Regions from separate parts of the Homo sapiens genome. Here region 1 is linked to region 2. A link is a loop called in an ENCODE intact Hi-C map of the cell type or tissue named here. Cell type or tissue: PC-3. All regions are shown on one strand. Links, peaks and the distances in the headings refer to the core of each region. The heading gives the core; the rest is flanking DNA. Region 1 overlaps LOC101928331 (a long non-coding RNA gene). Region 2 has its middle 14 kb from the start of LINC01108.

The links. Hi-C counts contacts between places; a loop is a spot of excess contacts. Peaks named below come from ENCODE experiments on the same cell type or tissue, not always from the same donor. Only the 100,000 strongest peaks of a DNase experiment are listed, where the experiment ranks them.
Region 1: it touches region 2 in a loop (12-fold over the local background); 5 of 110 quality-filtered maps call a loop at or near these places.

The regions. Positions count from the first base shown.
Region 1 is chr6:14,453,723-14,462,055 of GRCh38, forward strand. The region is part of intron 1 of LOC101928331 (a long non-coding RNA gene); the gene reads left to right. It also overlaps a transcript of LOC105374942 not described here. Among named protein-coding and RNA genes, the nearest start is that of LINC01108, 170 kb to the left of the region's middle. In PC-3, for the core only: no CTCF peak of the experiment used is centred there; DNase peaks (open chromatin) are centred at 5,129 and 5,779; H3K27ac peaks cover 2,068 bases.
Region 2 is chr6:14,267,103-14,275,435 of GRCh38, forward strand. No RefSeq gene overlaps it. Among named protein-coding and RNA genes, the nearest start is that of LINC01108, 14 kb to the right of the region's middle. RefSeq lists enhancers at 3,379-4,578, 3,869-4,013, 5,849-6,762 and a cis regulatory region at 3,936-3,946. In PC-3, for the core only: no CTCF peak of the experiment used is centred there; DNase peaks (open chromatin) are centred at 4,059, 5,179 and 7,579; H3K4me3 peaks cover 1,837 bases; H3K27ac peaks cover 5,716 bases.

The sequences.
Region 1 (8,333 bases), core at 162-8,161, 190 kb after region 2:
TAAGGTGAGGTGAGGGGAAGACCCCAAAGGACCACTGGCTGACACTAACTCTGGGACCAATGGCAGGGCCCACAGCATTGACAAATCAACGGTGACCGCTCGCAGCCTTTGGTACTTGTGTACCATGGATTGCATCAGTAGAGTTTCTCTTACAGATAAATATACCTACTCTGTGTATGACTGACCCAAAGCAATGCCTGCCAGCCCAGAGCTATTTGGTACTGTCTTATTCACTTGGGCTGCCATAACAAAATACCACACACAGTCTTAAACAACAGAATTTTATTCTCTCACAGTCTTGGAGGCTGAGAAGTCCAAGATCAAGGTGCCAATTTGATTCCTGGTGAGGGCTCTCTTCCTGGTTTGCAGACAGCTGGCTTCTGGCTGTGTCCTCACATGGCCTTTCTTCTGAGTGTGCATGAAAAGAGACGGTGGGGGGGACATCCCTGGTGTCTCTTCCTCTCTTTATGAGGCCACCAGTCCAGTTGGATTAGGGGTCCACCCTTGTGATCCCACTTAGCCGTAATTACCTCATAAAGGCCCTATCTCCAAATATAGTCATATTGGGGGGGGGGCAGTTAAGACTTTAGCATACGAATTTGGTGGGGACACAGTTTAGTCCATAGCAAGCCCAGACAAAATATAGCTGACTCACTTAGTACTTGGACCACTCCCCTTACAAGCCCTTTATTATTTTCATACACCCAGGTCCAGGTGTGCCCAAGCAGCAGCTATATCTGTTTATCAGAGGGCTGCCCTCGGTCCAGAAACTATTTTGATAGTGCAATAATGAAGACTGACTTCCTTATAGAAATGACAGTCCTTAACCGGTGAATGACAGGTGAGAGGGAGGTGTAAATACTCTAGCTTCCTTGGCCCCTGGCCAGGACAGCAGTGACAGTACACAGGAAGATCTGGAGAGAGAGTAAGTCACATCTCAGCGTTTCCTTTCCTGGGGCTTTGCTCAGTGTTGCACCCTGTCCTGGCATCCTCCTTTCCTTTTGGGGCCCACTTCTCAAACCCCTAACCAGTTTTTTCCGGTAATATTCCTTAAATGAATCACTCAGGGTCTGCTTCTGGGGAGTCCAACCTCAGACAACACAAGACCCAAGTGGCAATATTTGTTCCAACACCCAGAATCAACCCAGCATCCCCTCAGCTTAGATGATTTCTCAACATTATGAAGTTCAGGCATCCTAGGTCATTTCACAAAGATTCTCAGAGTGAAAGAATCTATAATCCTGTTACATAAGCATAATAGGCAACTGTTCTTCCACTCTATGGAGTCTTCCAGAAGATCCCAGCTCAAAGTCAGTACCATGGCCCTAAGGGAAATTCTGCTTCCTCAGTCTTAATTCAGAACAACCTAGGCCTTGGCCAAAACTTGCAATCAAGACACCCACAAATCACATCATGTTCCCCTCTCCCTGTAGCCGAGCAATTATCAAAGCCAACTGGGGGCTATATATAGCATTCACCAACTTTGGAAAACTTTTCAAAAATTGTTTTAGTTTCTTTCTTATTGTCTCCCCAGAGTCTGGTAATTCTGGAAAGAGGCCTGTAGATTGCCACTTGGGGAGTCCAGCAGAAAACCAATCCTGCAACTCCAGAAAGCTGGACAGTGACCCTGCTTTTTCCTCTTCTGGGAGCTGTCAGCTCTCTCCTTCCTCCTGGCCCTTGGAGCCTCAGAATTGACTCCTATTGCTCTGCAGAGTGGGCTGCATTGGACACAGTGCAAAGAGTAAAACCAATGATTCAAATGGGGAGAACTGCAGTTACTAGAGCTTCTCCTGCCTCCTATTTACATAAACTTCAAGAACATCGAGTTTAGGGGAAGCATTCGCATTTGATTCAACATGACACACTCCCCAGGAAACTTTCCACAGTGCCCACATCACTAGAGCCTGGGCTTGCTATGATCACCATGGCTCTTGGGCCAACCCTGAGAACATTCCAAAGATACAAGCTTGGGCTGGAAGCCTAGAGAGAAATACCCAGAAGTCCTACAGTTTATTCCATCTCAATACATACTTCTCAGACAAGGGCTTGTAGGAAGGCAGATACGACAGGAAAGGAGGTCTCAGGAAAGCTCTCCAAGTCCCAATTCTTAGTCTTAGCTTCCCATGTTGAAGGTACTGATGGCCTTGGAATGGTGGACTTGGACCTGGATTTTCATGTACAGTTTAGTTTATACAGAGGGTGCTTCCCAAGCTTTGTGAAGGAAAGGAGAAGCTCTGTGGGAAGGAAAAAGACGGAAGTGGGGAGAGGAAAAGAGAAGCAGTAGGTAGCAAGGTTTGCCTTGTGTAGGTCATGACTTATTCAAGTTTTGCAGGACATGTGTTTCAGGGCCTTGTTTTCGCCATCAACGCACAGATCTGAGGGCGGCCTAGTGAGCACATCCCCCCACCTCCCCCCACCACAGGAGTGTTTGTGTTGGAGGCGGGAGTGTTAAATTCCAACCTCAGCACAACTCTTGAAGACTCTGCCAGTTCAGGTGTGGCAAACAACAAAATGTGTTTTTGCTTTTCTTTTCTCTTTCCTTTCTTGCCAATCAGAGTGAATGGATTCTGAGCTTTCATTGGTGTTTAAATTAATTTTTGATGAAAAAATAAAGTTGGGGGCGGGGGAGTGGGAGTTAAAATTACAGTCTGCTCTATAAAGGCAAAGTAACTTCTGGAAGGTCATGAGCTGCTACTGGCAAGCGTGGCCTGGAGTTAGGAACAATGTACTTGCTGTTTCAGGAGCAAATCCAGGCTGGAGAAGGCTCTCTCTGCATAACCCAGGATTGGATTTAGTTCTGGATTCATGCAGACCTCTCTGGCAGCTGATGGACAAGTTAGGGCTGTATGAGCATTGGCCTGTCGCTGGCCCAGACTTCATTCTTTAGTCCTGAGGCCACAGCATTTCCATGTGGACTTATGAATCCAGTGAGAGAGGGAGAGTGGAGAAGAAGCTGGCGTGGCCCCTTGGCTCTTTTATTACCTAGGATAGTGCTTGGCATGCCATAGGTGCTCATCGTGTGTGTATTGAGTAAAGAACTTACCAAAGCAGCCCTATTCTCTATAGTTGTTCACTGAGGAGGTGCAAGCAAGATACAGGTGGTGCTATTAAATGAGAGAAACATACGAGGATCTTCTTAATTTCTCTCTTTCTAAACCTAAAAATTAGATATGCCATTGAACTTTGTGAGAAAGGGGATGGAAGAAGCATTACTTGAAGTGAGTAATCCATGCTTTATTGCCTCTACTTTAGGGGCAAGAAACCAATTGGGTGTTGTGCCTAAGAACGTGGACCCTGTGGCCAGACTGCTTGGATCAGTGTCCTCCCTCCACCACTTTGTAGCCATCTGACCTCAGGCAAGTTACTTCACCTCTCTATGCCTTGGCTCCTCATTTATAAACTGGTGATATGAACAGAGCCTGTGTTCTAGGATTGCTGTGACAATTACATAGAAATGAGTCAACATGTACATAGCACACAGAACAATGCCAGGCACACAGCAAGTGCTATTTATGTTCTTCTTTCTTCCTCCTCCTCCTCTTCCTCCTCCTCTTCTTACTTTATGCCATTCTGATAAACACTATTTTATTTATTTTATAATTTAGGAACTGATTCTAAACTACATTAAGTAATTTGTTTAAGGTCGAGCATCTAGTGAGTGTTGGGCACTGTGTTGGAGCTTCAGTCTGTCTGACTTCAAGGCCTGTGCTCCTTTCAAGGTGAGGTGTTTGACACATCCCCTGCTTGCCATCCTGGTGGCATTCTCTCAACCACCAAAGCTTATGAAAACATGCCACTCAGGTTAGCTTCCACCGGACACTGACAGAGGAGCAATTATACCTCCGCCAAAGAAAATTCTCAATGCCAATAAGGGTTCTGGCTACTGTGGTATACTTAGAGGAAATGAATTTAGGAAGTTTTAATTAAGATTTCAAGGATGAGAAGAGGAAAATATGAAGGAGACGGAATAAATATTCTTCTACTTTGATTGGGAGGGTCAAAATTCGCTTTCGCTGTCTTATGAAGGTTGAAGTTCTAGGATTCAGGAATAGGATTCTTTGCTATTGGGTATTAAAAAGCAATAGAGCTCCAAATATATGCAATCAATCCATCCCATCTTTAGGGAAACCTAAATCTAAGCCACCTAGTATAGAGAGCCACTTGTCCTGTGAGTAAAGACTTTTACAAGATTTAACAGAGAATAGGAGCAGGAAAGAGACCAACGTAAGGCAGTTGCTAGAACAACAGAATTGCTTTACAGTTCTGACTTCACAACCTCATTTTCCTGACCTGATAGTTCTGAGACGAACTTCTCTGGGTGCATCTAGAATCTATTCCTTCTGTGAGGTGGTCACCAGGCCTGGTGACCTTTTAAGTTTAATGTATTAGAGCCAGCTGGGTCTTTGAGCCAGTGGAAGGAGACTGTGTGAACACTTGTAAGCCATGTGCCTTTGTCCAGTAGCGTTTCAGTGCTACCTAAGCATCTCTACAGCTATTGTGTCTGACCTGCTCTGGGGATTGAAACATATAGTTGGAACAGGAGGCAGTGGCTTTTTTTTTTTCTTCGATAGATTTCTAAAACCTTTAAATGAAGTACTGCATATATACAGAAAAGTACATAGAGCATAAGTATATAGTCCAGTGAGCTATCACAAAATGAATGTACCTGTGTAAGTGCCACTCAGGTTAAAGAATAGAGCATTATCAGCACCCAAGAAACCCACTGAATATTCCCTCCAATTTATCATGCTCTTCCTTCTCTCCAAAGGTTACCACTGTCCTGACTTATAACGCCATAGGTTAGTTTTATTTGCATTTGAGCCACATATAATTAGAATGATACATTCTGTATTCTTTCAGGTCTGGTGACTTTCACTTACTGTTACATTTGAAAGTTTTAGTAGATTTGCATGTAATAGGAGTTCATGTATTTTTACTGCTGAATAGTTTTCCATTCTATAAATATACTATGAGTTATTTACCCATTCAACTGTCCCTTTAATGGACATTTAGGTTGTTTAAAATTTGAGGTTATTATGAATAATGCTGCCACAAACATTCTTATACATGTCTTTTGTGTATATTTCTGTGGGAGTACATATCTGCAAGTGGAATTGCTGAGTCAGAAAGTATGCATGTAGTACTCAGCGTTAGAGGAACCTTGCCAAAGAGTTTTCCAAAGTGGAAATGTGCCAGTTTACGCTTCCACCAACAGTGTGTATGTTCAAAATCCTTGCTAACATTTGGTATTGTCAGGCTTTTAAATTATGATTGTTCCAATAGGTGTGTAGTAGCATGTCATTGTGGTTTTAATTTTTATTTTCCTGAAGACTGATAAAGTTGAGTACCTTTGGAAATGTTAATTGGCAATTTGGCTACCTTTGGTGAAGTGCCTGAACATGGCACTGGGTTATTTGTCTTCCTTATTAATTTGTAGTTTTCACTTATCCTGGACATGCGTTATATGTGTTGCAAATAATTTCTCCCACTATGTGGGTTGCCTCTTCGGTACTTTAATGGTATTTTGGGGTGAACAGAACGTCTTAAAATTAAAGGACCACAATGTATCTTTGCCTTTTTGATTAGGACATTTTGTGACTATTTAAAAATCTTCTAAGATCATAAAGATATTCTCCCATGTTAACTTCTAGAACAGGGGTTGGCAAACTATGGACTGTGATCCAAATCCATTCTGCCAACTGTTTTTGTAAATAAAGTTTTATTGGGATACAGTCATGCTCATTCATTTACACATCACCCATGACTACTTTTGTGCTACAACAGACCTTATGGCACACAAAGCCCAGAATGTTTATTCTCTGGCTCTTTACAGAAAAAGTTTGCCAAACCCTCTAGAAGATTTATTGTTTTGCCTTTCACATTTGGAATGGTATTTGTGTATAGTGTGTGATAGGGATCAAGATTTTTTTTCCATATGAATATGTAATTGAACCAGTGTCATTTATTAAGGGCTTAGCCTTTCCCCATGATTCCCTATGTCATAAATCAAATCAAGTATACATATATGTGTGGATCTGTTTCCAGATTTTCAATTCTTTTTATTGGTCCATTTTTCTATCCCATGACCAATACGACTCTGTTTTACTTGGTGCACTTTTAAAAGTGAGTCACGATATCTTCCCACTTCATTTTTCTTCAAGGTTGTCTCTGTTACTGTTAAGACTTGACATATCTGTATTAGTTTTTGAATAGGCCTGTCAATTTCCTCAAAACACCTTCCTGGGATTTAGATTGGCATTATATTGATTCTGTAGATCAATTTGGAGAGGTTTGACTTATTTACAGTGATGAGATCCTTCCAGTTCATAAAAGTGATGTATTTTTTAATTTATTTAGGTCTTCTTCAATTTCTTTCAATAATATTTAGACCTGACTTTGATATCCTGTACATATTTTGATTGGTTTATTTCTAGGTATCTTTGATGCTATGATAATTTATGTCAACACTAGCTTTTGTGTAAAAGAAAAAAACTACTAACTAGTCACCTACTGATATGGTTTAGCTCTGTGTCCCCATCCAAATCTCATGGCAAATTGTAATCCCCAATGTTGGAGGAGGGGTCTGGTGGGAGGTGATTTGATCCTGGGGGCAGATTTTCCCCCTGCTATTCTCACAACAGTGAGTTCTCACGTGATCTAGTTGTTTAGAAGGGTGTAGCACTTACCCCTTCTTATTCTTCCTCCTTCTCTGGCCATGTAAGATGCGCCTCCTTCCTCTTCATCTTCTACTGATGATTGTCAGTTTCCTGAGGCCTCCCAGCCATGCTCCCTGTGCAGCCTGCAGAATCAGGAGCCAATTAAACCTCTTTTCTTTGTAAATTACCCAGTCTCAGGTAGTTCTTTATAGCAATGTGAGAACAGACTAATACACCCAGCAAATGCCATGCTGTAGTGGAAATACTGTGGAGACCAAAACAATGTTACATGCTCTAAGAAATAAAAATTGTTGGGTGGTAAAGGGAAATGACAAGCCTGGCAGGAAAAAATCATCACACACAGCACATTTATATACACACACTCACTTAAGTGTCTGTCTCTTCCATGGGTTGAGAATGCATACTGGTATTGGCTCTTAAGACTCCATGACAGAATGGAAAGAGTGCTAGTGGAATGTCAGGACTCCTGGATCCTAAGCTTGGTTCTTCACAAACTAGTTGTGAAATTTCAGGCATAGCTCTACTTAACCTCCTTAGATCTCAGTTTTTACACCTCTAAAAAGTGAGTTGGCTCTAACATTGACTTATAAATAAGGAAAGGGAACCCTTTGGTTCCTGGTGAGTTCTGACATAGGGATGTCCTGGGCATGATTTGTATGATTTGGGGGGCGGGGTCTGCCTGCCAAGAGATTTCTTAAAGAAAAGCTATCTTCCTACTAGTTTGTGAATGCTTAGTAAATTCTTTGACAGAACAAATGTCTCTGAGAGAGGGGATCCCCTGAGGTGAATAAGCAGAGGAATAACAGATGCAAGAAGACATCACAAGGATCAGGCACAGGTGCCTTACCTGAAGTACGTTCCAGAGGTGGAGAAGGTTCAGGAAAAAGCATAGAGGCAGAAGTGCAATGAAGCTGGCAGTGTCCATGCAGGGACTTCCCTTTGAATCATGAAAGTTTCATAGAAGAGATGAATTGAGATTCTGCCTTAAAAGTCTTTAAAGAAAGAGTTACAATCAATGGACAAAAAGTGCTGCCATTTCTCTTTGTGTCTAACAGTGATGATGAGGAGTGGGTAGAGCAGCAAAGGCTGTTTGTCAAAATTCATGGTCCTCCTCACCTAGTAAAATATTCACCCTGGAATATTTCCTGATCTTTGATCCCTGATCCCTGCTGCCCAATCAGAGACTCCATTCCCAGCACACCCCTGCATTTGTGTTGAGCCAGTAGAATATATAGAATTAGTATTTGTTACTTCTGAACCACGACCATTAAGAAGCATGTGTGCCTTCTCCATCTTTTGTTTCTCTTTCCATGGCTAGAACCTAAGGACTCCCAGTTCCCAGGAGATAATGGAGCCTCAAGATGTAAGGAGCCCGTCTAAGCTTTGTGCTGCTATAACAGAATACCTGGGACTGGGTAATTAATTAAGAACAGAAATTTATTTCTCACAGTTCTGGAGGCTGGAAAGTCCAAGATCAATGCACCAGCATGTTAATTGCTTGGTGAGGGTCTAGTCTCTGCTTCCAAGATGGTGCCTTCAATGCTGCAACCCCTGAGGGGAAAAAGAGATGTATCCTCACATGGTAGATAGCAGAAGGGCAAAAAGGGATGAACTTCCTCTATCAACACCTATTATAAGGACAGCTAATATCATTCC
Region 2 (8,333 bases), core at 159-8,158:
ATCCTATGAACCTGCTCACAGCTCTCAAAACATCAAAGGCATGATGCAGTGCAAAGCTAAAGCCTTAATGGGAAACCAGAAATAGAAGAGTTGGTTTGGAAAATGCAGGATGTGCCAATTAAGATGGGAAAGACAAAGAGAAAGCCTGCACATCGAGTTTTAGGACACAGAAAAGAGAGAAAATGGGAGTTTTAACGGTTAGAGTCTGAGAGGTGGGCAGCCTGACTGATGAGCTGAGTGACCAGAGAATCAGCATTCCAACACGGAGGTTTCTATGTGTGGCTGAACATCATCTCCTGCATCGAACAGCCACCAAAAGCTGGACTCCACCAGTCAATGGCCAGTGAAAGACAGAGCAAGCCTGGTGTTGAGAGCCTCTGCTAGCACACACAGCTTCTGAAAAAAAAATTTTTCACGGAATGGGTTTAATAGGAGTCTTAAGTTTTTTCTTTTTGTAAAATGTGTTTTTTAAGGCTGGACGTGGTGGCTCATGCCTGCACTTTGGGAGGCAGAGGTGGGTGGATCACCTGAGGTCAGGATTTTGAGACCAGCCTGACCAATATGACGAAACCCCGTCTCTACTAAAAGTTCAAAAATTAGCTGGGTGTGGTGGCGGGCACCTGTAATCTCAGCTACTTGGGAGGATGAGGCAGGAGAATCGCTTGAACCCGGGAGGTGGAGGTTGCAGTGAGCCGAGATCACGCCATTGCACTCCAGCCTGGGGGACTAGAGCAAAATTCTCTCTCAAAAAAAATGTGTTTTAAAAATTTGTTTGCATTCTTTAAAATGGCTTTATTGAGATATAATTCACATACCATATAATTTGCCCACTTAACGTGTATAAGTCAATGAGTTTGGTATATTGCAGTATTAACCTTTTTATAATTGTGGTGAGAAATATAACACCAAATTCATCATTTTAACAATTTTAAGTGTACAATTCAATGACACTAATGACACGCATCGTGTTGTGCAATCATTACTACAGTCTATTTCAAATTTTTTTTCATCATTCCGATAGTATCTTTCCTTGATTTTGAAAGACGACATCTTCAACTGGGCAAACTGACAAAAAACCCACTTAACTTTGGGCTGTCAAGTGTAGTCTTTGGCTGCCTGACATGTTGGCTCACCCCTATAATCCCAGCGACTTGGGAGGCCAAGGAGGATTGCTTGATCCCAAAAGTTTGAGACCAGCCTGGGCAACATAGTAAGACCCTGTCTCTTAAAAAAAATGTCTACTCTTGGTTTGGTGAATGGGGCGTGGTGGAATTCAGCTCCCATGTCCCCCTTGGCCAGCCACCTGGTGCAGCACACACTCCCAGGCTTTCTCAGCAGCCCTGTTGATGCTGTCACTGAAGCACTAGGCCCAGACAGGACAAGAGCTTGCCATCCAATGGGGAGAAGTGTTGGAGGGGAGGAGAAGGAGGATATTCATTGGTTGGGTACTGATGCTGAGCTACGCCCTATGCTGAGGGCTTGCATATCTCTCCTGAAAAGGACTGCTTCATGCTTTAATTCCATACGCAGTGAACTGAATAACATACCATACCTCAAAGTATCTCACAATTCTTCCAGTTCTATTGGAGACTCGGGGACCTGTGTAGCTGTACAGAGCAGAGGAGGTAGAAGAAAGGGGTGTTTGTGGAGGCAAAAAGAGGACTCTTGATGGGCAAATCTCTGATGGACAAATCTGTCCTACTCCTGTGCTAACTTCCTGGGATTACTGTAGCAAACTACCACAAACATAGGGACTTAATGTAAAGAAATTTATTGTCTCGTGGTACTAGAGGACAGAGGTCCAAAATCAAGGTGTTGTCAGGGCCATGCTCCTTCCAAAGGCTCCAGGGTAGGATCCTTCCTTGCCTCTTCCAGCTGCTGGTGGCCCCAGGCATTTCTTGGCTTGTGGCTGCACCATTCCAATCTCTGCCTCTGTTTTCACATGGCCTCTCCTCTTCTCCATGAGTCTCTTCTTTTTGTGACCCTTATAAGGACACTTATCACTGGATTTAGGGCCCACCTGGATAATCCAGGATGATCTTATCTCGAGATCCTTAATTATATCTGCAAAGCCCTTTTTCTAAATAAGGTCACCCTTGCAGGTTCTGGGATTTAGGACATGGACACATCTTATTGGGGGCCACCATTTAGCCCATTACACTCCCATGTGCCCTTGGCCAACAGCAGTGAAGAATAAACCCTTTGATCCACCAAGAGGTGAGACCCAGTCCTATGTCACCTCTGTCTATTATAACAATGGTGGCAGAACCAAGGCCCAAGGCTCGTGCCAAATCTGCCATTTTGGAATGATGCCACCATTCCCATTTTATGTCCAGGTCACAGGACACAATCTCACATTAATGGATAGGCTTCCTATTGGGTGTATTCACATGCAGGGACCATGGCAGCCTCAAAGAGAGACACTCAATTTTCTGGTTTGCTGTAGGGGGATGGCAGTGAGCTGAGGAAGCTGCCCCGGTGTAAGCTAGAGGTTGCCTGACCTCGAGGGGAATTTGCAACTCTTTGTGCTGCTTCTCTTCCCTCACTGATAGCTGAGGTGCAGGTGGAGGAAATGCTGCTTCTTTAAACAGAGAGCTTCATTTCCCTCAGGGCTTCAAGTGAGGTGCCTGGGGTGGAGACAGAGGGGCCTGCCTTCCCTGGCTTCCCAAGGTAGCTTTCCTATTCACCCCTCACTCCTTTTCTTTAGTGAGACAAAGCTCACAGGCTGGAGGAGAGGTGTGGGGAGAAGGACTCTACCACTCTACTTTTTTCTAGATGTTCTCATGTGCAGAGAATTGGGCAACTTCTTCCTCCTGACACTCCCTAGCTTTCTCCTTTTCTAAGGATCCACTTATACACCAGCAGTGTCTAAGTAAAAAGGAATCGCAGATTCCTGCTAACATGGTTTGCTAGGTGATTTGTGCTGCTTATATATAATTTTTTTTTTTTTAATTTTGGAAAGATTGAAAGGAAGGAAGGCAGTCATGGGCTCTGCGTACACTTGGAAACATAAATGAGATGTAATTTCAAGACCTCCCTGATGGGCAATGTCAATATGGAGAATTCCCTGGAGAGTGAGAGCTTGGGCTCCACCAAGGGGGAGGAGCTGTGGTGGACAACAGGAGGTCAGCTTCCTAGCAGGTGAAAAGAGCCTGGACCTGGAGGGGAGGATTGGGGGATGAGGGAGGTGAGAATGAAGAGGGTAACAGGAGGCACACCATGCGCAGAAAGAAGACCAGGGCTCACCAAGACTCTCACAGGGTGGTCTATAGGAAAGGAAAGCCTGAGCGCAAGGGTGGGGCTGTTCAGTGGACAGTGTGGAAGGCTCTGAAACTCTGGTCTCCACTGCACTGGCGAATGCTGGGGAAAACCAGCAGTGATGCATTGGGAAGGAAGGATGCACACATCTGGGCGGCCTGTGGAATTACTATTTCTATTCTTGCTTCTAAATGGATGGGTAGGATTCAGACTTGAACTTAGTACATTTATCCTATAAATGAAGGTCTTTCTGTCAGGGATCTCTGCTCCGAGTGGTTTCACAAATGAATGAGTAGGATGCAGGGTGTGACAAAAGAACTAACATTTATTGAGCACCTACTATGTGTCAGGCACTGTCCTAGGGGCATGTGTGTGTGTGTGTGCACATATTGTCTCATTAAATCCTCACAGTGACTCTCTGAAGTTTGTTTTTGTCACTTTTGAGGAAATTGAGACTCAGAGAGCCAAGACTCTTTGGCCAAGGCCACACAATCAGGAGTCATGGACCCACATTCCAACCTGGGTGCACCTTACTCAAGGCCTGTTTGTTGGACAAGCTCTTACTGAGGTCAACGCAAAGCCTGATGTTGGTTCTCTCCCCTGCAGAGCGCCAAGCTGCCCCACCTCTCTAGGTAATCTTTCCCTTTCCAGCTCTCCTGTGGCTGGGTGTGGCTGAGCTGACACAGCATCTGGGTTTTTTTTCCAGACTGCACCCTTGGTAAGGTTCCAGTCTGGCTTATGGTGACGCTATTTCCTTTAGGGCCTGTCATCGCTTGTGGCTTTGCCTCTCAGCCCTCCAGTGGGTGACGTGCTGCCTTTGGTGCCAAGCAGTCACTCATTTGGAGAAGCCCAAGGCAGGATGGCATGCACTGGCATTCCCACACTAGCCACACTGGGCGGTAGGTGCTTTGGAGTGCGGTGTCTCAGTGGGTTCCACCCAAGCTCCATCAGCTCACAGCAGCTGCCTGGAGAGCTGACTCACACCCGTCCTCCACATCCTCCCTGATCAGAAGGACCCGGACTAGCTTTTTTTTTTTTTTTTTTTTGGCTTTAAGGAAGTGCCTTTGAATTTCAAAGGTGCCGGCCTCCTGACCAAGTGGAAGAAAGTCAATCCCCTCTGCAGCTGGTCTTCCTGCTGCTCTCCTTGCCTGGTAAATTTGGAACTAGGGCTTTTGGGACAGCCTAGTCATAACACTGCCAACCACTCATTCTTGTGATTGGACTGTGGGGTCCGGTCACAGTGTGATTAAATGGATGTAGTAATTGGAGTACAGCAGATACTCAACAAGAGGAGAGGCCAGGTAACCAAATCTATGCACCTCCTAGAATATTTGGATCTGGCATTTACTGAGCAGGTTTAAGAGCCTAACTCCTTTCTGTTAGAATAATAGGATGTTTCAGAGTTAAGGTCACACCCTCTGGGGTAATCTTTATCACAAAGGTTGTTGAATAATAGGCCAATTTTTCAAGTTATTCTATGCAACCTCAACCTTGAACTTAAAGGGAAGCTAGAGATTAAAACTCCTTTGCAAAGATTATGACAATGAGAAAATCTAGTGTGGCCAACTCCATCTTGCTTCTAGCCTCACAGGCTGTTGGTCTTCATTCGTTCATGGGTGTAGGCCAAGCTAAACATGAAAGGAATTTAGCTTATAGTTTATCTTTGAAGCAAGAATGATAATAGTCCTTCCCAAAAACTAACCTTCTCCTTGCTAAGGGACTAAACCACCTTTGAAAAACTAATAAAAGTTTAAAAGATTATGGTTATGGGAGGGGCCTGAACTCTGCTAAAATGTAGGTACAGTTAAACAATAACCCGCCATTGTTCCTAGCTTGCTTTTCTATAATTCCTCACTGCTCAGGAATTATGTGGTCAGAGATTACAAGATTTGTGACTTCCCCAATTGCTCCTATAGATAACATCACTATTGTATAACCTAAGATTGGCCTTTGGAGATAGTTTTCAGACTTTTGCATTCTGGCGACTTACTTCACCTGGACCCATGACTCATGACTCAACCAGTCTTGTGGCCTCCACCAAGATGCTGACTCAGGACAGGAGGACCATTTTCCATACTCCTGTGAATTCATCCCCAACCAATTAGCAGCCCCCATTCCCTAGCCCCCTGCCTAACAAACAATCTATAAAATCCATAGCCTCTGAGTTCTGAGGGAGGCTGATTTGAGTAGTAATATCTCCTGTCCTCCTGCTCGGCTAGCCCTGCAATTATTAACCCTTTCTCTACTGCAATACCACTGTCTCAATGAATTGGTTTTATCAGTGCAGCAGGCAAAAAGAACACATCAGGTGATGCCACTAGAAACTGGCACTAAGCTGGATTTGGGTTCTTTAATTTTGTTTCCTGCTTAATAGGTTATAAGGATCATTCCAAGTCATGGATAGAGTCATCCAGGATGGGTGTATTGATGCCACTGTTAAGCCAGTGGGCAGCTGTGATAGAGGGAGCAGAGTCAGTAGACCTGGAAGTTTGCCACTAATGAGGCTTGGCTGCTAGGAAGGTTGTAATGGCTCTGCACTTGAGCTTGCCCATCTCTAACATGGCAGTGACAAGGCTTCCTTCTCAGGGAGGTGACCTCAGGCCTAGCATGGCCCACTGGACCCTACGCTCCTTGAGAACAGGGGTCTCCCTTGTTCTTTGTTACATCCTCAATGCCAGGCATGATAAGGGCTTGATGAAGCTTTGTCCATTGGATCTTTCTGGGTTTGCCAGCCTTCCTCGTCTACACCACAGCCACGGTCTCGTATCGACAGGATCTGGATTGAGATTTGCGTTTGGATCATTCCAATCTATCCCACATCTCCACCTATTGTGGGAATAGCTCTATTTCCAAAGACCAATCTACTTTTCCACGAGGCCACACCCGTGCAGTATGTAAGTCGGAAGCAGAAATGAAAAGGGGAAGAAAGTTGAAATACTAAAAGTGGGAGGAGAGAGGGAGAGTGTGGGAGCAAGGCCGGGACCCACCCCAAAAGAGATTGGAATACATGTGCAGCTTTAGTTCATGGCCTGCCAAATACCTCGTGCTGTGCCTCTGAATGGAAAATGGGGTAGAACAATGAGCTGGAATTAACATCGCCTTTGAAAAGCAACTGCTGACAGCAGGCGTTCTGCATATGCCAAGTATTGCCTTCAGACCAGAGAAGCCTTTTCTGGCCCACATGAGCCCCGTGACAGCCTGCAGAAGGCAACACACCCTAGATCCCTAGATGGCTGTGACCTCCAGCCCTCTGTGCCCTGAGCATTTCTGTAGAAAATGTGTGTATTTAAAAAGGCCATGTATGTTTCTAGAAGGAAGGTGAAAACAAGATAGGTATTTGAGGAATTATATATCGATCGGGTACACATTTTGTGGCCTGGTTTAGCAAAGATGTATTACAGGTCTCAATCAAATTGCTCAGATAGACGAATGAGAAATTTCTGATTTGATATTATTTAGGAGTCAAGCCTGCCATTGCTGAGATTGTGGTACTTAAGGGAAAAGTGCCCTTTTACATATTCTTGACATGTTCTTGATTTTGGTTAATGGTATTATTCTCCAGTTTTGAGCCAGAAAAATCTGGAGCCACCCATAACTCCAGGCTGTCAGTCACTTGCCACTCTCACCCACTTGGTCCCCTAACCCTGTCTGCTTCCTTCCCAGTCACGTTACACCTCTGTATCTTCATTGCTGCCTCACTGGTGTTGATGATTGAACTGACTGCTCCTGTCTTCTAGAATTTTCTTGGTTCAGTTTCTTAAGAATGGCAGAGCAGACTTTATTCAAGGGGAGCCATGGCGATAGGGTATGGGGACCACAGCAATGGGGTCTTGCGGTGGGGGAGAGAGATCGGACTCCACTTCAACTCTAGCGAGGACAAGTGGGGATTTATAACCAGGGAGCTGAGTGGGGTCAGGGGTGGAAAATGACTAAGAGAAAACATCAAGGATGAGGGGTTTCTGGCTAAACTGACTTGATCAGTTACTGCAAAAGGCAGGTCGGGGTGATAAGGCATTAAGGGTGGTAAGGCACCAAAGAGGGGATTTTTGCTAAAGTGAGCAGAATTCTTGCTCAGACTGGATTCTATGAGGACACAGAAGGAAGCCCAAGTTCAGGCCCCATCAAGCAGAGGACTTGGAGGAGCCTAGATAAAGTTTTGGTCAAAGGAAAAGAGTCTGTTAAGTTCAACCTCTGATTCTGCCAGATTTGGCTTTCTTTCAGAAAGTCCAACTAAACCATTTCCGTTGCACAACCTCCATTGTATGCCACTTTACACAGGGAAAAACGGGAGTAACGTGTTTAACCAGCAAGACAAGGCAGAGTGCAGTGGCGGAGCCCACGCTGGGGTGCGTGTCTCAACAACTGGCCTGGGTACTGCTTTGAGCCTCAGTGATGAGTCACTTTATTCATTCATTTATATGGCAAATTGTATGAAGCACCTGTGACGTGCAGGCAGTGTTCCAGGCACTGGAGATGCGTCCTGGTCCTCTTGCAAGTTATTTTGCTGTGGACCAGCCTCTATGAGAATCAGGCACATAGGCAGAGGTATCCAGGGTCAGGGGCCTTCTAGGAAAGGCTGATCGCAGAGCTAAGGCAAGAAGCTCGCTGAGGTCAGCCCACGTGGTGTCAGGAGTGGAGGCGGAGAGGCCCCAGCTGCAGAAACACAGGCACCTCCTTGCTTGTTGAGGTTTGTTTTAGGAGCTGTCAGGGAAGAAGGGAGGGAAATGGGGCACTAAAAATACCCACGGATGTTTCCAGAAACCTCTGATGTCTGGGCTCCCACTGTGGATAGCCTGCCAGATGGCTGTGTCTCCCTCAGAGCTGTGAAACCCACCAGTGTCAAGGTTGGATCAAAGGCGCTTTATGGCAACCGGTCAAAGAATCAACCAGAACAGCTTGGCGTGTAGGCAATCTGCCCAGGCCTGACCAGCCATGCCCCTCATGAAGAGGCCACATTGCCATTAGATATCCAAATTATAAGTGACTTCCAGATGCAACCCCAGTGAGCATCCTCTTCTGACTGTCCTCTGTTGCCACCCTTGGGGCTCTGCTTCCAGCTCTTTCAGCTCTATGTG